Regions from separate parts of the Homo sapiens genome. Here region 1 is linked to region 2. Evidence: read pairs that join two places in POLR2A ChIA-PET (ENCODE). Cell type or tissue: IMR-90. All regions are shown on one strand. Links, peaks and the distances in the headings refer to the core of each region. The heading gives the core; the rest is flanking DNA. Region 1 overlaps FRY (FRY microtubule binding protein). Region 2 overlaps FRY (FRY microtubule binding protein).

Region 1 (11,348 bases), core at 2,181-10,180, 87 kb before region 2:
GACATTTGAATCTTTATTTCACTGTGTTGCCTTATCATTGCTGTTGAAAAGTCTGTAGTGAATTTGTTATTTCTTTGTGGGTTCTTTACTTTTTTCCCTGTTTACTTTTATAGTTTTTTTCTTTGTCTTTGGTATTCTGAAGTTTCACTACACTGTGTTTGGATGTGCATTTATTTTTATTTTCTTGTTGGAGACTCTTGTGCTTCTTAAATTGAGGATTTATATCTTTTCATCAATTCTGGAAAACTCTTAACTATTAATTATATGAATGTCATCATTTTTCCATTTTCCCTCTTCTCTTTTTCTGGTACTTCTATTTGATGTAAATTGGACTTTCTTATGCTACATTGCATATCTTTTTACCCATCTTTTATTATTCCACCTCTTTGTCTCTTCTGCATTCTGAGTAGTTTTTTCAGATCTGTCTTCCAATTCATTAATGTTCTCTTAGGCTATATAACCTGTTTTACCTACCTATTGAGAATTTTAATTTTGATGACTATATTTTTTATTCCTGGAAGTGCTATTTAGTTCTCTTTGAAAGTCTACTTAGGCTTCTTATTTTCATTGTATTTTGTTTCTTTTTTAAGATTACAACTTTGCTTTTATGTCTTCAATCACCTTGAATGTGTCTTTATTGTTCTGTTATAACACTACTTCTTGTGTCTGCTAACTCTTCTGTTTGTTGTGCCTGCTAATTCTTGCCCATGATGGATTTCTTTTTATGTACTTTGAAATTTTTTGTTGTGAATTCTTTCATTGAGCCTCTTTTTCTGTGAGTTTTCCTTGCATCCACGGTTGTGGGAGTGTTTCTCCAGCACGGTTTTGCTTTTGCCCCTTCTGTTGCCCAGAGTTATTGCTGTCCGGGGCCAAATATCTGGTTACTTTCTGCACCTAGAAGGTGACACAACTGTATATCTCAAACTTGTAAGACTTTGGCCTGTGGTTTCAAATTCTTGGATGTGAATTTTTTTTTCTTGTTATTTTACATAGAACTCAACCAGAGACCACTGGGAACATCGTTTCATCTTCTTTTAATGGTGCATAGATTTTTCTCTAGTCCATTGTTTAGGACCAGACTTTATGTAAGGCATCTTATTTTCTATGTCCCACCTCTCAGGGCCCACATCACTGTTTCCTATCCCCCAGTTGACAATAAAGAAAGCCTCTAGGATAATGAAACAAACAGTCCTCTCCCTGGATAGCTACTATGCTACCTCACTCCCTCCTGTTTTTCCTTTCCCTTTTCCTTTCTTGTGAACTCATTTCTATACCTTTTTTAAAAACAAAAATGTTATATTTCATTCAATATTTCCAAGCACTTACTCCGTGTGAGCTTTTGGGTTATCTGAGCCCATCGTCCTGCCTGTGTCCTCTGCAGAATTCTCAGTTTGCTTTCCATGCAGATAGAGCCAGAGTTGGCCTTTGCTCCCTGAAGCTCATGGTGAGGTGGGGTGTCCTCAAGGTGAATAAAAGGAAGAATAAGGGGCCTGTCACCAATTTTTCCTCCTCTGATCTCATCTGTGAATCTTCTCTAAATACAACCCTGTCCATTACATTTCTTGCACAAAACTTTCATTTCATTCTTTTTCACTCCTTGATTTGGCCCAAACTGATCTTACTCCCACCACATACCTTTATGAACCCAGGTTTCTTGTCTGCCACCATGCGTTTATGCATGCTGACCCCTCTTCCTGGAATGCCACTCAGCTTCTCATTCTGCCTACCCTTTAAGGCCCAATCCAAAATCTCATCATCTGAAAAGCTTGGCTTGATTTCTTCCCTGCTATCTCCACACAATCATGCTTATGATAAAACAACTTATACGTATCTGCAATTCTTTACTTTATCTAAGCTACTGTATCATTCTGTCTTGCAAACTATTCTGTCCTCATTGAATTACAGTAATTAGTATAGACTAAACTAGTAAATACCAGAATATATTACAGGTTTTAAGGGTAAACATTTTATGATACTTTCAGTTGTGCATGTGCATACCAGACCATAGTGTATTTTTTATGGTGGTGGGGTAGGGGCAGAGATTTTCTCTTAAGTTGAAGAAGCAATGTGTTAGCCTATAAGTTCCTTGGAGGCAATATCTGTGTGGGATGCATCTTGACACATACACACATGCAAACACACACACACACACACACACACATATCCCATGTCCCCATGTTTAGGACAGTGTTTGCGTATCATGGACAGTACATGCTTTTTGAATGAATGAATGAAACATTAATATAATAGCTTGAAAAGAATGTCTTTATTGGAACCTGTGTGTTTCCAGAGGTCATCTTGCCAACTCTAAACTAATAAACTAATAATAATAGATTATGTTCTGTTCTTTGCACAGATGAATGCCCTAAAATGTGCTGAGTACAAGAGGCATTGATTCTCAGCCTCCTACTTTCAGGCATCTAAGGATACCTCTTTATTCATTGATATGGTCACCTTCTCCTCACACTGACTCCAGCAACGGGTGACTCTTAGTGATCAGACACAGTATCAGAATATATGCTCTCATTCTCTATGAGTCTGTCTATATAGCATCTATTACTGTAGTCACAGGCAATTACCTTCTCAGTAAGCTCTTTCCAAAAACAAGACTCTCCAGTTTTTCTGAATTCAAGTGCTGCTATCAATTTTGACTTTGTAGATCAAATGGACAAAAGAGATAAAGTTAAAGACAAAACAGCTTTTCATTCTGACTGATCCGGATTTGACTCCTGCTTCCACCTCTTTAGTGTTGTGTGACCTTGGACCAGCCAGTCAACCTCCTTTTTTTCTCATTTGCAAAATGGAAGTAACAGTACCCAGCTCACAGGGTGGTTGAGAGGATTAGAGGGAGTGTGTGGAGCCCCTGATACACTCCTGAGCATGTAGGAGATGCTCATTTGTCCTCATCACCACCCTCCTCATTATCCTCATTGGAGGGCTGAGATGAATTTCTGGTATATTTCCTCAGAAGTCAGCCTGGTGCTTCCTCTCTTTGTGTTCACGCAAACATAATGGAGGCTTGAGCAGGGGACTTGACTGTCTCCTGTTGCCATTTATCAATACTGTCAGGTGCCTGTCCTGAGCTCTGCCATGGCATTGACAGAGACACAACCACAGCTCCTTTCAGCAGACCTGGTCTTAGCCCTCCAGGTGCTCATGCTTTGGGAGATGACAGAGGCAAACAAAGTACTTAAGAGAAGACAACACCCCCAACGATCTCACTGTATTTCCAGCAAAATACTTGAGTCCTACCCAGGTGTGAATTGTGAAGACCTAGGCGGTAAAACCAGAGATTTGAGGTAAGTCCGCCTCTGAGGGTTTTCAAAGGCTTTCAAAGAGGAAATTTCATTGGTTCTTGAGAGTAGGGGTCTCAGAAAAAAATAAGAACCGCATAATGGCCAGGCAGCCCAAAATATGAAAGGCTGGATTACTCAGCTAAGTAAACCAAGTTTAGAAAATTTCAAGAATTTTCAATCACACTTCTTAGGCTTTTGTCCACGCCCCTCCCTATAACTTGACCAATACACAAGAAAATTGGTTTTTTATTATAGCCCTGCCACTAACCTGTGCTTCTGGCAAAGTCACCTACGTGTGATCTGTCATTGTTTTCTCGTCTATGAAAGGATAGCAGCCAGGCCATTTTCACTCTAGTGTATAAAACAAATGAAATAAAAGCAGCATTCACTCTCAAACCCCTGGGTTTAAACTCTTAAATTCCCTGGGTTTAAATCCCTGGGTTTAAACTCACTTATTAGTGAGTCTGTCCAGGTTTAATCTCCCATTGTCCCTTCCAGGAGCTGCAGTGGAAGCTAAATTGGGGATTGGGCCAGGAATTCCATCTGGATCTAGTCTATCAGCATAAAATGTCATCGGGAAGAAGAAAAAGAAATTCTAACTTGCCTGACAAAGAATTACTCAGAAAGAAAGTAATTTACTGTGTTTTGATTTTGAAACCTGGAAAAACGAAAAGTTTTTTTTAAGTCTACTTGACTTAAAAAAAAAATCTAACTTTAATCTTGTCCTTCAGCAGAGACTAAGAATGAGAGCTGTGCTTATCTTCATCCAACACCCTGGAATTCAAAAACACTTTTTATGACGAAAGATGAGTGAAAATGGGGATTTTCATTATTGAGGTTGCTTGAGCCTTAGTAGCCTTGTTCACAAAATAGTTAACGGACAAGATGCAGGCAGGATATTTTAGACATTGCCCCTGTGCTGAGTTAGGAGCACAGGTGTGGGCTGACAGAGTGATAATTCATAAAGGTGCTAACTGTGTCATGCTGGAATGGAGGCTTAAAAATAATAGAACATGATCTAGCTGGTTTGCTAACATGAAAGAAGTAAACTCAAAGTAACACAAACTATTTTCTTGGGGTACACAGTCTGAAGAATCCAGGATGCCAAACTCTATTGCATCACACATCATGAATCTGTAATGAAATATGTCATGCTTAAGAACAAACCTGTAGGAACATCAGTCATGGCCAGCCGGCACAAACACTGAAAGGCCAGGCAATTAGCTAATGACAGCATTACTGCTTGCTAGTGTTGTTCCAGGTTCAGGCAGTAACGTTGTTGACATACCTTTGTTCCTTGGCCCAGAGTCTGAGGCTTCCAACTCCTCCTGTGTGTTGATGTTACAAAGCTGGCATCAGGACAACTCTCCTGTTACCCCTAAAGTTAAGTAGGACGCTGTGCTGTAATAAGGACACTGGTGGCCCACCACCAACAGATGGTATATGATGAATGGTTCTAGTCATTTTGATGAACGGGACTGTGGGTCTAAGTAAGCAAGTCCTTTGGCAAGTGACATACATACTCATCCCAGCTTCCTCTTGTGATTTTAGACCATATCTGATGAGAAGTAAGAGACTGAATTTAGGATACACCCTATTTTTAGGTGTAAAAGAGGTTTTTTCACCTCTGGGCCATCTAGAGATTGAACATTCATCCATAGTCTTGTATTTCATTCATTCACATGAGTGATGTGTGTGCAGACTTCTAGATATCAGAAAATATCAGATCCTTTCATCCGGAACCCTTTTTAGTATTTTAGTAATTTGTGAATTGGAAATTCTGCTGTGCTAAAGGACAGAATGACTACCTCTAATTAAGTTTGGATCTTTATATGGCAGATCTTCATAAAACTGATTGTAATTTACTAATCATCTTCATAGGCTTATCACCATTTACTAACCTCAGCCATATGATATTTCATAATATTTTATCATGCCCATTTGCAAGTTGGTTGTTTTTCTGCACTGCTCTACATGCCAATCTTCCTATACTAAGCAAAGGTTACATGTCTGTTGACTAAGGATGTGTAAATAGCAGAAATGCCAGCCTTAATGTCTTTCTGCACTGTGGATTCCAGTCAGCTTCCCAGAAGGATAATCAGCTAGTCTTGTTGGTCAAACTCCTCTTTAAATAGAGGCTGCTGTTGCTTCAACAGACCAAATAAGGGAAATATAGAGTAAAAGTAATTTCATGTAGCTCCCTGTTGAGTGTAGTGATAGAATCAAAGCAATGCTGTCCTGAAAAGAGACTAAAACATTGCTGGTCAGATAGGGAATATTTATATCACACTTGACAACATACTGGCTAGTTTTCAAATTATAAATAAATAACTTTTAAAATAGCTGTTTCTTAGCAAAACAGCTTAGCCTGGAACGTCCCTTAAATAATCTATAAAGACATTCACCAAAAACTTGAAAATTCACCCTAACCCAGAAACATAGCATTGTTAGTAGCTAAAAAGATTCAATTTAACTGCTGAATGAGGTGATCTTTCAGATGAGCTCATAAGTTTGTTTTCTTTATCATGAGTATGCTTGGAGACATGTAGATGAAACACATTTCTTCTGTGGCTCCTAAATGGAACTTTTTCAGATGTGAAATGAAATTTAATACACCACCATAGTTTGATTGAACCTTATAGCAAATAAATGATGTGAAAATATCACCAGGTAATAAAAAATATCAGAGGGCTTTTTACTTCAATTTAATAGTATCCAATTCAATTCATTCATGGATAAGGCCATAATTTTTATTTTTATTTCTGGTGACTTTATGAAGAGATTATCGAAGTTTCCTTTTTTTGAGAATACAAAACCAGACAAAGGTAATTCCTCATTTCGGTCTAGTTTTTCTGATGATATGTTCTTTGTACTATTTACAAAGACATCCTTTTTAATACAAACAAAAGATCATCTGGAAGTATATGTTTTAGAGTGACAGAAAATACCAATAAAAATACGTTCAATAATAATGGCATAATACCAAGTAACAATGGCTCATTCCTTAAGGTCACTGTGATGTAATATTGCTGTGTTTCCACACAACATTTTGCATTTTGACATTCCTGAAAATCATCAGTACAGTTTTCAGCAATAGCAAGTTTTACTATAGCATTGTAGCAATTTTAACCGGCACAAATTTTGATTTCTACGGTCATGCTAACAATAAGACTTGTTTTATTAGGTATTTTTACTGTTGCTTACATACATATCTAGTATATTCTGACTTTTAAAATTTCTTAAAACACAATATTCTATTTGATAATATTTCCTGATGCTTTTGGGAATTTCTACTCAATTCCTAAGTTGTAATCACATAGGTTGAAGGCAGGGGGGTTGGAATATTCCTGTAGGCTTTCCCAAGATGATTCAGCCATGAAGAATGTGAACATTCAAGGAAAAGACTATGCAGGCCACAGAGAAGGAATGTCTGGTGGGCACAGTGGCTCACACCTGTAATCCCAGCACCTTGGGAGGCTGAGGTGGGAAAATTGTTTGAGTCCAGGAGTTTGAGACCAGCCTGTGCAACGTGGTGAGACCCCCCATCTCTATCTACAAAAAATAAAAACAAAAAAATTAGCCAGGCGTGGTGGCACATGCCTGTGCTTCCAGAGGCTGAGGTGGGAGGACCATTTGAATGAGGCTGCAGTAAGCCGTGTTAACACCACTGCTCTCCACTCCAGCCTAAGTGACAGAGTGAGACCTTGTCTCCAAAAAAAGAAAAAAAGAAGAAGGAATGTCTAAGAAGTAGGAGGAGAACAGATGGGAGGTGGAGGGCAATTCAAGTGGAAAGAAGGGAGTGAACATTGCAGCTAAAAGATCCAGCATGAAAAATGGCCACCAGATTTGCCATTTGGAAAGTTACTGGGGTCCCTAGGGAGACTAATTTTAGTGGTGAAAGAAAGGCCAGATTGCAAGTAGTTGAAGACATTTTGAATAGGAGAGGAAAGAAAGACAGGAAGTGTAGACCACCCATTGGAGAACTGAATATGAGAAGAGGGTTAGAAAGGAAACCACAGCCGGGCGCTGTGGCTCATGCCTGTAATCCCAGCACTTTGGGAGGCCGAGGCGGGTGGATCACGAGGTCAGGAGCTCAAGACCATCCTGGCTAACACGGTGGAACCCCGTCTCTACTAAAAATATTAAAAATTAGCCAGGCGTGGTGGTGGGCGCCTGTAGTCCCAGCTACTCGGGAGGCTGAGGCGGGAGAATGGCGTGAACCCGGAAGTCGGAGGTTGCAGTGAGCCGAGGTGGCACCACTGCACTCTAGCAGCCTGGGCGACAGAGCTGGACTCCATCTCAAAAAAAAAAAAAAAAAAAAAAGGAAACCACAGCCAGAGGTGGATGTGTGGTCAAGGAAGGCACTACGATGAAAAGGTTTAAGCATGTTGATAGCTGAGAGAAAGACCGAAGAGAAGGGAAGGGTGGAAGACAGGGGTCACTGAGGAGCTGGCTGATGGAGCCATGTCCTGAAGGAGATAGGAAAAGATCCATCCACACACACTGTAGTAGACACTGAAAGTCTACTGAGTGAACATAACATGCACAGTTAGAGGGGTATATTGGGACAAATAAAATTGAAAAGACCAACAAAATAGAAAGTTACCCAGAAACAAACAAATGAAGGTTGTATCTTACATTTCTTAGTAGCTGCTGTAGTTCTTTTTTTTTTCTTTTTTAAAGAATGCCTATGAGAGCTGCTCTTTTGTTCAATTAAAATGAAGATTAACTTTGTAGCTGAATTTAAGTGAAGTTTCTCTTCCACTGTTCAAATAATGGATTTGTACTTAGGGTTGTTAAATGTGGCAGAGAAATAGGCTCCACTGAAATGAGCAAAACCACTGCAAATAGGACAGATTATCTCAAGAGATTTTGCTTAAAAAAAAAGTGCCAACATATTCTTCCAGATTTACATCTGCCTTCAGTTTTCATAGCATAGGGTACTGGGCAGCATCTTACCTGATAGTACCTTGGATTTATTTGTGCTGTGTCTTCTGTATCATTCTCTTTTGTTTCTTTTTCCCCAGTATTTTAGGTGAAAGGCAGCATTTATTATTTCGCTTAAGAAAATTCATTTTAATAACTAAATGGAATAAAAGGGGAGAAGTTTTGTCAGGGTTTTGACTATTTCTCATTAGTTATTAGAAACCTACTCAGGATGTCATAGGGTGATGTCCATTTTTACAAACTGAGGCAGGTTATCAAGGGGGCTAAGTCTTCCACCAGAAGTCCAGTGATCCATGCAGTCAGTCAATTGACATGACCAGAGTACATCTTCAAGATTAATCACACCAGTGGGGTGCCGATTACCCCTCATGATGGGGAAGTCATTTGGGGAGTAATGGTCAGTATTCAGAACTGTGAGTCTTCAGGCTCACTCTTTAGATGTTTTTCCAAACTTGAGTCAAAGTTGGCACAAATGAGATCTGATGAGAAAAAGATGTCAGACATGAAAACATTTGGGACCCCGTTATTCTTTGGTTCATACGAAGTAGAGTGCCTGCGGCTGGGTGTAGATAGTTCTGAACAAAACGCTTTGGTGCATTTTCACAGTTGGGTCCACAGCTCTCTACTGTGAAGGGTGCCACCACATGGGGTGAGGAAGCTCACCACTAGGCATCTTCCCGTGTTCTGGTGAAGAAGAGAGATCCTAATGGTGGTAGTTCCATTCTGAAATTCTTTATTAACCACTAAGACCAGACATTTATATTATAAAATTTCACTGCTGCTGATATCAAAACCCTCAACTGATTATGTGTATCCTCATTTTTTCTAAAAGATAGCTGAAGCTTAGAGAAGTTAAGAAAGGGCCATAAGTTGAGAGGACCTAGGATTCAAACTCAGGTCTCTCAGATTTCAAAGCCCACACCCTTAACTGCTACATCCACTGTTGTAATAATTAAAAGACTTTAAAATAGCATCTTAAGCAAGGTTAGTGATATATTTAACTAATTGAATAATCTCATATTAACTCCAATAGCATTGCTGGGTTAAACACATTCATTGAAATCTCTCTAAATGCCCAGATGTCACCACAACGCAGTATATCCATGTAACAAAACTGCACTTCTACCCCTTAAATGTAAACACATTTTTAAAAAAGAAATATCTCTGAGGGCAGTAATACTTTGGATCTTTCTAGATTAGTGAAATCTTACCTGTGTGGAGCACACTTGAAATTTTGGAAGGCCACTAAAAAGTTAGAAGTAGAAAGTTATTTGTATTAAATGACCCCTTGTATAATACCTCAAATAAAACACGTCTTGATATATCAGACTCCCTCTAGACTTCTAAGTGACTGTGGCCTGTCTGTCTGGCCATCTTTCTTTCCTCCTAAAGATTACAGAGATGTATGATATGAAAAGATTGTGAAGTGAAGATGTAATTCGTGTACACCAAAATTGTTTGAAAATTAAGGTAGAGGGCGATGGCTTTCCTCGGCCCTTCTTAGTTAGATGTGGACACAAGGAGTGTTTAAAGTCTGTATTTTTTTAAGCTGAGAGTAGGGAAGATTGGAACTCCTCAGGGTGTGAGAAGCACAAACAGCTGTATTCCTATGGAAATACTGAAACTCCTGCAGAATTCTTCAGCGCAGGAGAAAATTCCCCTTGCGTGGGTTGGGACAGCAGTAGTCTCTGATTCAGAGGGAGAAAACTCAAAGAGAAACCCAGAGTGCGAACTGAGGACTACATCTTACTTCTCACGCAGCAGGTGAGGTATCTCTGAGATTTGGCCACCCAAATCCAGTCTGCAAATGGGGAGAAATGAACAGTGGTCCGTTTTATAGCTCCACCAGGAAAAGATCAAAAAAATTGGAGAATTGCTATTAGAATAAGTTTTGAGAGTATCTTATGTCATCTTTAAAAACGAGACATTGTAAGATTTTAACAGTGATGATAAGTGATGCATCACGACCTCCTGTTTTTAGTTTTTGTTTGTTTGTTTTTTCTAAAGAATTTAAAACGTAAACATATGCAAACAGAATAGCACAATGAACCTAATGGTCATCTTCAACAATTATCAACTCATAGCCAATTCGTTACACACTCCCTGAACCTTCCCCTGATATTACTTGAAGTGAATACTAGAAACAAAATCATCTCATCTCTAAGCATTTCCATATGTATCTCTAAAAAAATTCTTCTCTAAACAAAACTGCAATACTATTACTACATCTAAAAAACTTACAACAATCCCTTAACATCATCAAATCTCCCATGTGTTCAAACTGCCAATTGTATCATGAATGTCATATTTTCTTTTAACAAAATATTTGAGTCAGGATCCAAATAAGGTCCACACATTGCAGTAGACTTTTAAAGAAATCAACAGACTCCCCCTCCATTTCTCTTTTTTTTACCCTCTCAAAACTTATTTATTGAGGAAACGTCTTTCTTTCCCGCTCTTTCCTTCAGTCTGGATGTGGCTGATTACATCTTTTTGGCGTAACGTAATATATTCCTCTAACCCCTGTATTTCCTAAAAATTGGAAATTAGATAGAAAGGCCTGGTTAGATTCAGGTTTGAGCTTGTTGTTTGTTTAGTCAAGACTATTTCATACTGCTTTCTTCCATCAGAAGGGACGTAATGTCTGGGTTTCACTTTTTTTGTGCTGTGAGCAGCCACTGATGTTCAGCGCCAAGTCTCAGTATTTTGGGTTTTCCCAGGGCCCCAGGTCCTCATTTGTTCACTGTCACTCAGTGAGCTGGGGCATCTGGTCAGACCTAAGGTCTTCAGCTTTAGCCAGCTAAGAACTTTCAGGGACCCATCACCCCAAAGTTATGCTTTTTCAGAATGATTTTGTGAAAATAAACATATTCAATTCAATTCATGAAACTTCAGTACATAAATAAAATTGTACCAAAATATAGAACAAAGACAAATTTTTAAAGTATACGAAGTCTTTCTATTCTTACTTGAAGTATACTGTTCTTACTTGATGAATGGCATCATTATTTTGAGCTTCCTTTGCCATAATCAGTTTCCACTTGTTGGTTAAATACCCATTGTGTATTCTGTGCTAATTTTGCTTTACTACTTATTTAATGCTCT
Region 2 (11,348 bases), core at 1,304-9,303:
GCGACATATTGCACAAAATTCTCTTCAGGGTTTACTTGTTGACTTCTCAGATTGGAGGGAAGATGTACTATTTGGCTTTACCAACTTCCTGCTCCGGGAAGTAAATGATATGCATCACACACTCCTTGATTCGTCCCTGAAGTTGCTGCTGCAGCTGCTCACCCAGTGGAAACTAGTCATCCAGACACAAGGAAAAGTCTATGAACAAGCCAACAAAATCAGAAATTCAGAGGTGATTTTCACACCTTACCCATGAATTTATATTCTTTTTTTTTTTTTTTTTTTTTTTTTTTGAGACAGTCTTACTCTGTTGCCCAGGCTGGAGTGCAGTGGCGCGATCTTGACTCACTGCAACCTCCACCTCCTGGTTCAAGTGATTTTCATGCCTCAGCCTCCCGAGTAGCTGGGATTACAGGTGCACAACATCACACCTGGCTAATTTTTGTAGTTTTAGCAGAGATTGGGGTTTTGCCGTCTTGGCCAGGCTGGTCTCGAACTCCCAACCTCAAGTGATCCTCCCGTCTCAGCCTCCCAGAGTAGTGGGATTACAGGTGTGAGCCACCATGCCCGGCTGAATTTATATTCTTTTATTCATATATGTGAATGAGTGGCAGTCTAGAACCTTTAGAATTCTTACTTCCAGCCACCTAAGAACTTCCTCCCTGGTGGTGGGCCTTAGTTCTTCCACTGGCATAAATTGTGACCAAGAAACTCAGAGCATGATATTCCACATCAGGTTAGACTTGTGAACATTCACAAGGCTATTTAGGGAATAGAAATTGGTTTTTTCAGAGAAGTATGATTGCAAATCTATTTGTAAGAACAAATGACTACAGGCCAGGGACTTAGAGCTGGATGTGGGTGTGGATGTGGATGTAGGTGTGGATGTAGATGCAGATGTAGATGTGGATGTGGATATGGGTGTGGATGTGGATGTAGATAGGATGTGGATGTGGATATACATGTGGATGTGATATGGATGTGGATATAGATAAGGATGTAGATGTGGATATGGATGTGGATGTAGGTGTGGGTGTGGATGTAGATAGGATATGGATGTGGATATAAATGGATGTGATGGATGTGGATGTAGATGTGGATATAGATGTGGATGTGGATATTGATGTGGACGTGGATGTGGGTGTGGGTGTGGATGTAGATATGGATTTGGATGTAAATGTGGATGTGATAGGGATGTGGATAGGGTTGTGGATGTAGATGTGGATATTGATGTGGATGTAGATGTGGATATGGATGTGAATATTGATGTGGATGTGGGTTTAGGTGCAGGTGTGGATGTAGATATGGATGTACATATTGATATGGATATGGATGTGGATATAGGTATATAAAAGTCAGCTGTCCACTAGTTATTTTTAGCCAGAAACATATGGGCTGCTTTGTTCAATATCCACGGAGAGGACAGTGCAGTCTTGTGGTTTCTTTATCCTTTCATGTCTCAGTCCTAAATGGTTAAGGTAGTGATAACATTTTGCAGAGCGCATTGAGGAGGAGTGTTGTCAGAGGAGAACCAGGGTGGTGGGAACTTGGCATTGGCAATGAGCAGATGGAGAAAGGGGTCTGGCTGGAGAAGAGTGTAACTGAGAGTCTAAAGACTGTGGAGGCTCATGGCAGTATAGTAGCATCTGGGGAACAGCTGGGATTCCTTAGAGGCTAACCCCAGAGATGACATTCAGCTCCTTCTCCCTTCCCTGTGTTGTAGACATGCCAACACGATAGGTAGAAAAGCAAGGGTTATATATGCTTGTAAGGGGAAAACAAAAATGAAGGTGGAAACTTCCCTGTTGACTGGCTTGCTTTTACTTTAGATTCACTTGGTTGGGGATTGGGAACTTTCAGAATCCATCACAGAGCTGTGCAAAACCTAGATTAGAATCTAACAAACAAGTAAGCAAGGAGAAATAGAAAGTAAATGTTTGAAAATTCGATTCAATAGTATCCAAAAGTCTATGGAGAATTTAAATAACAACTTTGGCCACTTTGATTGTATATACAGTGTAATACCAAGTGGTATACATGAAAGGAGTTGTGTTTTTATCAACATTAATAGCCTTTGAAGAGTTATTTTTCATCAGAAGTAACAGATGGTTGATGGTATTCCGCAGCAGCAATTGATCTGAAAGACAGAAGGGGATCTAGGATATTTCATGAATAATAATAAATTCATAGACATGTCTGGTTCTAAACCATGGTCATTTATTTTAATATTTACAAGGTCAAATGTGCAAAAAATATGTAAAACATGAGTGTATTCTTCTTCCTTTGTTATTTCGCTGAATACAGAATGTTGTTCTTATTGCATAACAGCTCATCGCAAATGGCTCCAGTCACAGAATTCAGTCGGAACGAGGTCCCCACTGCAGTGTACTCCACGCTGTAGAAGGTTTTGCTCTGGTTTTACTCTGCAGTTTCCAGGTGGCCACACGCAAACTGTCCGTTTTAATACTCAAGGAAATTCGAGCGTTGTTTATTGCCCTGGGGCAGCCTGAGGTATGGATTAGTCTTCTGAATTTTTCCATTTCTTACTTTCAACTCTTCTGAAATTTAGATTAAAAACTACAAATGATGCATTACTATTTCAGGTACTTTTATGTTACATGTAGTGTTTCATTCATTGTTAGGTTTTAAACTATTGTAATAACATTCTTGATCTACTAGATGTAAGTCATATTTTCTAAAAGCAATAGAAAAGACAAATCCCAGTTCTCCAGGGACATTACTTTGCTAAGAAGTGAAGAATTTTAAGATTAATTTAGGCTATGAATCATTTCCTTCACAGTGTTCAGCACATATCTAATTAAGAAGATATTATTACTTTATATTAGAGAATAAACTTGAAAAATCATATATCTCATTTGAAATGATCAAGGTACCAAAGAGTTTGGCAAATTGAAAGATGTTTAATCTTGATGATGGTAGAAAATGGCATCACAAAAAACACGTCCTCTTGAAATGGGAGAAGGAAGCCAGTTATTAAGCATGATCAATGCCTGCTAACACCCCACATTTGGCTAAATGCCATACACCTTGTTCAGAGAAAACACTTATTGCTATCTTGCAAGCTGGCATGGGTGGCCAAACCAAATGCATAATTTGATGAAAGAGGGACCAGCTTTTCATGTCATATATTTCTTTAGAAAATTACCACTTTCTGTTTTCTTCTTTTAAAAATAACTACTTTGGTTTTGTAACACTTGACATAGTCACTGTCTTTATAAAATATTTTCAACTTCACAGTCTTTTCTGTTCATATTTCTTCAGATAGCTTTCTGATGTATTTCAGGGCCACATCTCTGGCATCTGGTAAATGAATCTCTAAGACATATTATATTTTAGCAAACCTTCATCAAGTTTGTAATTATGAAAGTAATGATAATAATAATTACCATGTATGTGTCAGGTAGTGTGCTAAGTGCTTTATAAATAATATCTCATTTGACCCTCATAATAACCTAAGGATTGGTTTGGTTATTATCCCATTGTACAGATACTGAGACTGAGGCTTAGAGAGGTTAACTGCCTCCTGCAAAATCAACAGCTAGAATGTAACAGAGCCAAAATTCAACAACAGATATATACACATGCCTCTAACGCCCCACTTCTTAAGTGCTAATCCACTAGACTGCATCAAAGATGTTCCTCATATGTTGCTTTCTTTGACCAGCCATAATTTTTTTTAAACCACTGTCATTCACACAGAAATAGAGACATCCCAAGGCTTTTCTATAAGGCTTTTGAGTAAATAATTTTATATTTTCCAATTTCTCCATAAGGGATGGTGAATGAATATATAATATATAAATAAATGAATATTCATTTATACATTCATTACATATATTTTGTTCATAATATATAAATGAATGGATGAATTAATTTATAAATTTATGATATATAAATGAATCCATTCATTTATGTATTATTCACATAGAATTTTCACTAAGATACTCTCTCGTGCCCTTTCCAATTTGCATCTTGTATCAAATAGTTACATACTATGTAGATACTACAAAGAGTGTGTGGTCAGTCTAGTTTCTTTGGGACTAAAATTCAGTCACAGTAAACAATTTATCAGTTATTTTAACAGATCAATGACTTAAAATAAGTAGCATTTTAGTTAGCAGTCTAACAAAGCATATTCTTGCAGAATTTCTACTCCTCGAAATTAATAACATGAACACTGTAGTGAATAATGTATGGCACTGGTAGATTCTCATGTACATGTATGAGTCTGAAATTCAGGTATATGTCTTTTCAGTACAATGTGAAATTGGAGCTCTAATTATCTTCCACTAAAACTTGAAAGATGAAGCTCAGAAACACAGGAGTTTTACTCACTGCCTTCCACCCTCTGGGCACTCACTTTTCTGTGAGAAAACCCTTATCACTATCTCACAAGCTGTTCTGCTTCATGTATCAGACGAAGGCGGTGGGGTGGGTGGGGAGGATTCATTTTCCCATAGAGAGTAATCGCCTCCCCTTTGTACAGGATGACGACAGGCCGATGATTGATGTCATGGATCAGCTAAGTTCTTCCATTCTAGAAAGTTTTATTCATGTAGCAGTTTCGGATTCAGTAAGTACACATTTGATTCCAATTAATGGCTCTTAAAAGCTCTGGACCTATCTAAAATAGTCAGTGAAAAATTATGTGGAATAATTTGGGTGTTTATGTCAGATTAATAAACTGACCCAAAGGTACTTATGAAGATAAGACTAGTTTTTCAGATGTTAATTTAAGAGACATTCAGATAAATTTCACACAAAATCTGGATCTTAGGAATATAGATAATATTTTTAAACAACAGTTTTAAGAATTGCTCAGGATTCTTAAGGAAAATTACTTTGCCTTTTTCATTGTACTTATCACTTAATACTATATGTAACACTTAATATTGTACTTAATATGTAACTTCTATTTATGTGGTACTTTATAGTTTACAGAGTGCTTTCACATTTATTATTCGATTTGATTCTCACAGTTACTGAAACTCAAAAATGTTAAGGGGTAAGTCCACAGTCACACAAAAGGAGAGTTTTAAAGCCCAGGGTCAAGTCTGGGCTCTCGAACTCTCCTCCCCAGGTTTGGACTCTGAACCTAGGAGAGCTTTATCTGCTACACAAATACATTCTTCCTTTTTAAAAGCACATTGGCAACTTTCAATTTCCTGAACAAGTGTAGAAGGGAAATTTAAACTGATTTTAGTTATCTGACTTTTAAAAAATAAAAGTATAATAACAGGACCTGGATTAATTTGGGCTAAATAGCTGAAGGGAGGCAGGGCAGAGCTGAGACTCCTTGCAGAATCCATGTTACTGATGTTGCTGATGCCTGATGTGCAGATACTTGTCAGATAATTATAAATGTATACAAAACCTGAAGACATTTCAGAGCTCTTCATGGCCTTTTCTAACTTGATTGAAAACAGATTCCTATTTTTAGTGGCCCTGTTCTTGCTTATGATCATAATAATAATACACTAAAACTATAAGCCAGGTACTGCAGACCTTAACAGTAATAGTGAAATAGTCCTACTTCTTTTAGAATTTCAAATTGTTCTGACATGGAATGGAATACTAAGCTTTGTTTAATGTACGTATCCTACTTGCCTACAGATAACACTTTATATTTTGTTCATGTGCTTTTGTTCTGTGTGTACCAAAATCAAAATCTTAACCTGGGTAACCAGCTCAGCAATACTGCAGTTAGGAAGATATACAGAAACGGGGAGAGAGTAATGGGAGAAGCAGTGACTGCTTTGTGCCAGGTGTTTTTACAGCTGTTACTTCATGTAATTCACTGAAAGATTTGGTGAGATCAGCATTATAATTCCCAAGTCATAAATTCAATACACAGAGATTCTGGGATGTTCAGTACTTTTCTCAGGTCACAGGCTTTGGGCAGAGCCTATGTTGCCATCTCATCTCTCAGGCTCTGTAGCTCCAGCTCTGCCCCTTACAGCCTATTGACCATTGAGGCCACAATTATAACACTCTTACCCATGGGAACTCATAAACCCAACAGTTAATTCATCATTTTACATGCCTAACAAACATAAAGGCAGTGTCCTCTCTTGGCACAATAGCTAGATTATTTGAAAATTGATGTCCCCTGAACTTTGGTATCTAGACTTAAAAGAGAACAAAATGGAATATAAGAACTTACTAATATAGATATTTATCTTTCAAGAGATTTCAAGAGATTTTTATTTTTGCTTGCTATCATAGGGCAAGAATATGTGGGTATCTTGGCCAGGTGTGGTGGTTCACGACTATAATCCCAGCACTTTGGGAGGCCAAAGAAGGCAGATCATTTAGAGTTCAGGAATTCGAGACCAGCCTGACCAACATGGTGAAACCCTGTTTCTTCTAAAAAATAATACAAAAATTAGCGAGGTGTGGTGGCGATTGCCTGTAATCCCAGCTACTGGGGAGGCTGAGGTACAAGAATCGCTTGAACCTGGGAGGCGGAGGTGGCAGTGAGCCAAGATCACACCACTGCACTCCAGTCTGTGTGACAGAGCAAGACTCTGTCTCGATAAATAAATAAATAAATAAATAAATAAGAATACGTAGATATCTTATCTCAAAAACTGTCAGTAGAATGTCCTTCATAAAAGGGATTGTGCTTAGCCATCTCTCTAAATCAAAGGGAAGATATTTCAGTGTAAGGAAAGATAGAGAAGATCATAGCTTTAAGAACGTGTTAATTACAATGATAAAAACACATTTGTGAATCTCAGAGATGAATAACTTTTCAGAATTTTAAAATACTGAATCCATGTTTCAGTTTAAATTTACTGTCATATATTCATTCAACAAATAATTAGTGAACAGTTTCTGTGTATTGATGCACAGTGCTCTGTGGCAATAAACCTGTCAAAATGTGACCCAGGTTCTTAAATTTTGCACTTAAGCTGCTTATCATCTAGCATAGGAAGACTGATGACCACACACCAAGGTCAAATGTGGTAGGTGCAGGATTGGTGTTTCAGATTCAAAGCCAGCCCAGTGCACTCAGCAAAAGCACTGTGCAAGAATGAGTAGTCAGGCTGAGCCTTGATGAGGATGGATAACTTCAGTTCGGGTTTAACTTACAACCTACCTCTTATACCTACAGGCAACATTACCACTCACCCACAATGTGGATCTGCAGTGGTTGGTGGAATGGAACGCAGTCCTGGTCAATAGCCATTATGATGTGAAAAGCCCTTCCCATGTCTGGATATTTGCACAGTCTGTCAAAGACCCCTGGGTCCTCTGCCTCTTCAGCTTCCTCCGGCAGGAGAACTTACCCAAGCACTGCCCCACAGCCCTCAGCTATGCCTGGCCTTATGCCTTCACTCGGCTCCAGTCGGTGATGCCTCTGGTGGACCCAAAGTAAGGGATTCTTGTGTTTTCCTCTGCCCTCTTGTTTTTCCATTTGCCCTCTTAAATTTTCATTTTGTGTAAGAGATTGGGATGTTATCATCCCAATTTCTGAACTTCCTACTAGAGAATTCTTAACATTGAGTAAAAACATTAAAAAAATTTTGTCTAAAGCTAGTGGTTTTTTGCCTTAATAATCAGTATGATTGTCTAAGTCTATAATTTCAGACTTTTAATGGTAAAAGATACTTTAAAGTTCTTCTGTTTGACTTTTCATCCAATGCAGATACTCTTTGAATAACATTCTTAATCGACAGTTGTTCAACTCTATTTGAGTACTTCCTATGATCTTTATTTAATAAGTGATATTTAAAATCCAGAACTTAGTTTCACTCTTGTTTTCGACTCCATATTTCTAGTAGCCCAATTAATGCCAAGAAAACCAGCACTGCCGGCAGCGGAGACAACTATGTTACTTTGTGGAGAAATTACCTAATTCTTTGTTTTGGAGTTGCAAAACCCAGTATTATGAGCCCAGGACACTTAAGAGCTTCCACTCCAGAAATAATGGCGACCACACCTGATGGTACAGTGAGCTACGATAACAAGGTGACATGACATGCTTCAGAAGAATTATTCTGTAAGGTTTTTTTTTAGCTTGTTTGTCTAGAGTTCACAGTGCAAATTGCACTGTGCCTGCCATCTGGAGTATTATGGGATCAGATTTTCATCCTACACATTTCTAAATTCCATTGAGTGTTTATATGAATAATTTATTACTCCTCCCTGACAAGCAGGGAACCAAAGATAAAGAAAAGTTGAGAAACCTGCTTAAGACCATAGAGTGACTTGTATTTATTCGTGCCCTGAGGTTTGGTTTGTGTCCTACAACACCACACTACATTTCTTTCACTCCTCACTGAGTATTCACCTTTAAATCATGCCTTGATTAAATAAATTATCTTGTTAAAGATAGCTTTATAGACTTAAATGGTTTTAAAAAGAAGACCGTTATAAAAAAAATTTCTTTAGAATTTGTGTTCCAGGTGAGAATTGCATTCATTTTGCTGTATTAAATTTGTGTGTGTGTGTGTGTGTGTGTGTGTGTGTGTGTGTGTTTCCTGAAATGATGGCAGTGCCTTGGGATATGGTTCAGTACTTTGAAACTGTTATAATGGGATCATCCTTTGATTAAAGGAACCATCAGTTACCATGTTACCTCTTTTTCACTTGTATTCAACTTATTTCAGGCCATAGGCACCCCATCGGTGGGAGTTCTGTTAAAGCAGTTGGTGCCTTTGATGAGACTAGAGAGCATTGAGATCACAGAGTCCTTAGTTTTAGGATTTGGAAGAACAAATTCCCTTGTTTTCAGGTACAGTAGTCTTAATGAGTTGTTCTAAATTCATACATGCTGCTGCTATTGTAGTTCCTTTATTAACTCAGATTTGAGTCTGTGTGTTGGCGTGTGCCCAGAGAGTTTATAGGCTTTGTGTGACTTCCCACTACATCGTCTTGGTTGATGTGCATGTAACAAGCATTCCTTGCAACTGCCTCTCCTGTCACTTTTAGTCATTGCAACTTTGATTTTACCTCTCAGATTTTATTTCACTGGCAAGCTTTGTTTTAGACAACTAAAAATGAAGATAGTTCAGTATCAATCCCAGTTGGCCAGACTGTTCAGAGGTTATCACATCAAAATAATAACAGTCTGCTCATCAGCCATTTACCCAACAGATTCTCAAAGGTTAAGCATTGATAAAACCCTTTCCAATGTGTTCAGTTCCATTGGTTGATCTTTCTATTTTTTTTTCTTTTTTTTTTTCTTGAGACGGAGTCTCGCTCTGTCACGCAGGCTGGAGTGCAGTGGCGCAATCTCAGCTCACTGCAACCTCTGCCTCCTGGATTCAAGCGATTCTCCTGCCTCAGCCTCCTGAGTAGCTGGGGCTACAGACCCGCGCCACCACATCCAGCTAATGTTTGTATTTATAGTAGAGACGGGGTTTCACCATGTTGACAAGGCTGTTCTCGAACTTCTGACCTCAAGTGATCCACCCGCCTCAGCCCCCCAAAGTGCTGGGATTACAGGCGTGAGCCACCATGCCCGGCTTCATTGATCTTTCTATAGGGCACTTTCTTTGCCTTAATGTAACCATATACCTGCTTTCTGGATTCCTTATTTATTCACATTTGCAATCAAATAATCATTCCATCTGAAGTACTGTCAAAGCCTTTGAAAGAAACATTGTAAAATGTTAGTTTGGTTTGCCTCTGATGACTTTAGATAAGCAACAAAACCCTATAAAGACAAATAAAATCGCAAACAAAATTTTCCATGTAGATAGAAATGAGAAACCTCCAAGCATTTATGAGAAACCCTACTTGAAAAATAAAGATTAATAAGATGTTTTAGAGGCTATTGAAAAAGATCTAAGTTACTTATGGTTAGAGTCAGATTTTATTCTTTTGTTTGTTTATTTTTTTGAGATGGAGTCTCGCTCTGTCACCCAAGCTGGAGTTCAGTGGCGTGATCTTGGCTCACTGCAACCTCCGCCTTCCAGGTTCAAGCAATTCTCCTGCCTCAGCCTCCTGAGTAGCTGGGATTACAGGCACGCACCACCACTCCTGGCTAATATTTTGTATTTTTAGTAGAGACAGGGTTTCACCATATTGGCCAGGATGGTCTCGAACTCCTGACCTCGTGATCTGCCCACCCCGGCCTCCCAAAGTGCTAGGATTACAGGCGTGAGCCACCACGCCCAGCCCAGATTTTATTCTTAAAAGAAGTAATTGTGGGTTCTGACTGCGTAGGTTACCAGTTAACCAGAGTTTTACTAGTTATTGGTTAATTAATTAAGACAAAATATCATATAGAAATACAAGGAGATGGACGGGTGCAGTGGCTCATGCTTGTAATCCCAGCACTTTGGGAGGCTGAGGTGGGTGGATCACCTGAGGTCAGGAGTTTAAGACCAGCCTGGGCAACATGGTGAAATCCCGTCTCTATTAAAGTACAAAAATTAGCCAGGCGTGATGGTGTGCACCTGTAGTCCCAGCTACTCGGGAGGCTGAGGCAGGAGAATAGCTTGAACCCGGGAGGCAGAGGTTGCAGTGCACTCCAGCCTGGGCAACTGAGTGATACTCCGTCACCAAAAAAAAAAAAAAAAAAAAAGGAAAGAAATACAAGGAGATAACAATAACAATCCCTGAAATTACCCAACATTCTTACCTGAAGAATCTAAGATTGTTTTGCATATATAGACCTCTAAATACTTCTGGAGGCAGGTAAGATTATGCAACCAACTAGCCTCATGAGTCTAGAAAACTTAATGTCTCTGGGCCTCAGTTTTCTCAACTGTAAAATTGGCATAATAAATAAAAATATATAAGTGTATCTGTCTAATTTTTTAAATGTTAGTATAGAGAATCCATCTCATAAATTTATTGAGAAGGCATATTAAATGTAAATATTCACAATGTAAATATTTGTTAAATGGTAGCTGTAAAGTGGAGGAAATTATCGATGTTATTCCCATTTCTTCGATGAAGAAATTCTAATGTCTGCATTGGAGAAATCAGGAATAGAACCCAGGCTTTCTGTCTCTCGATATGGAATGTCATAGAGTTTATCTTCCTGTCTTTGGATTTTCCTGGCTAGTGATGTTTAATAGAACAAAATATCCTACCAGAAAGTACAAGGTTTTCAAACTTGGGCATACTACAGACAAAATACCTACATACTAGTCTGACAACAAGCTACATCTTATCTTTTTGTCTGTTTTTTGACCTAGCAATTCAGAAGTTATTTCTTGAAGAAGAGAACTAATTAGATTAGAAAGTGTAATGTTGAGAACTGGAGATAATCAGAACAAAGATATATACTGTGATCAAGACTTACATTTTTACTACATAAAAGAAAAGGTTTTGATGGGAATCTCACAATTTTAGTACTTGCCATACAG

What was found. Peaks named below come from ENCODE experiments on the same cell type or tissue, not always from the same donor. Only the 100,000 strongest peaks of a DNase experiment are listed, where the experiment ranks them.
Region 1: POLR2A ChIA-PET joins it to region 2 with 13 read pairs; 2 of 35 experiments call an interaction of 5 or more read pairs at or near these places.

The regions. Positions count from the first base shown.
Region 1 is chr13:32,082,754-32,094,101 of GRCh38, forward strand. The region is part of intron 2 of FRY (FRY microtubule binding protein); the gene reads left to right. Among named protein-coding and RNA genes, the nearest start is that of FRY, 57 kb to the left of the region's middle. In IMR-90, for the core only: no CTCF peak of the experiment used is centred there; a DNase peak (open chromatin) is centred at 5,818; H3K27ac peaks cover 288 bases.
Region 2 is chr13:32,171,039-32,182,386 of GRCh38, forward strand. It overlaps FRY (FRY microtubule binding protein), which reads left to right. Exons shown (of 61, transcript NM_023037.3): 18 at 1-232; 19 at 2,329-2,511; 20 at 4,508-4,594; 21 at 7,139-7,398; 22 at 7,806-7,995; 23 at 8,637-8,761. Among named protein-coding and RNA genes, the nearest start is that of ZAR1L, 140 kb to the right of the region's middle. In IMR-90, for the core only: no CTCF peak of the experiment used is centred there; no DNase peak of the experiment used is centred there.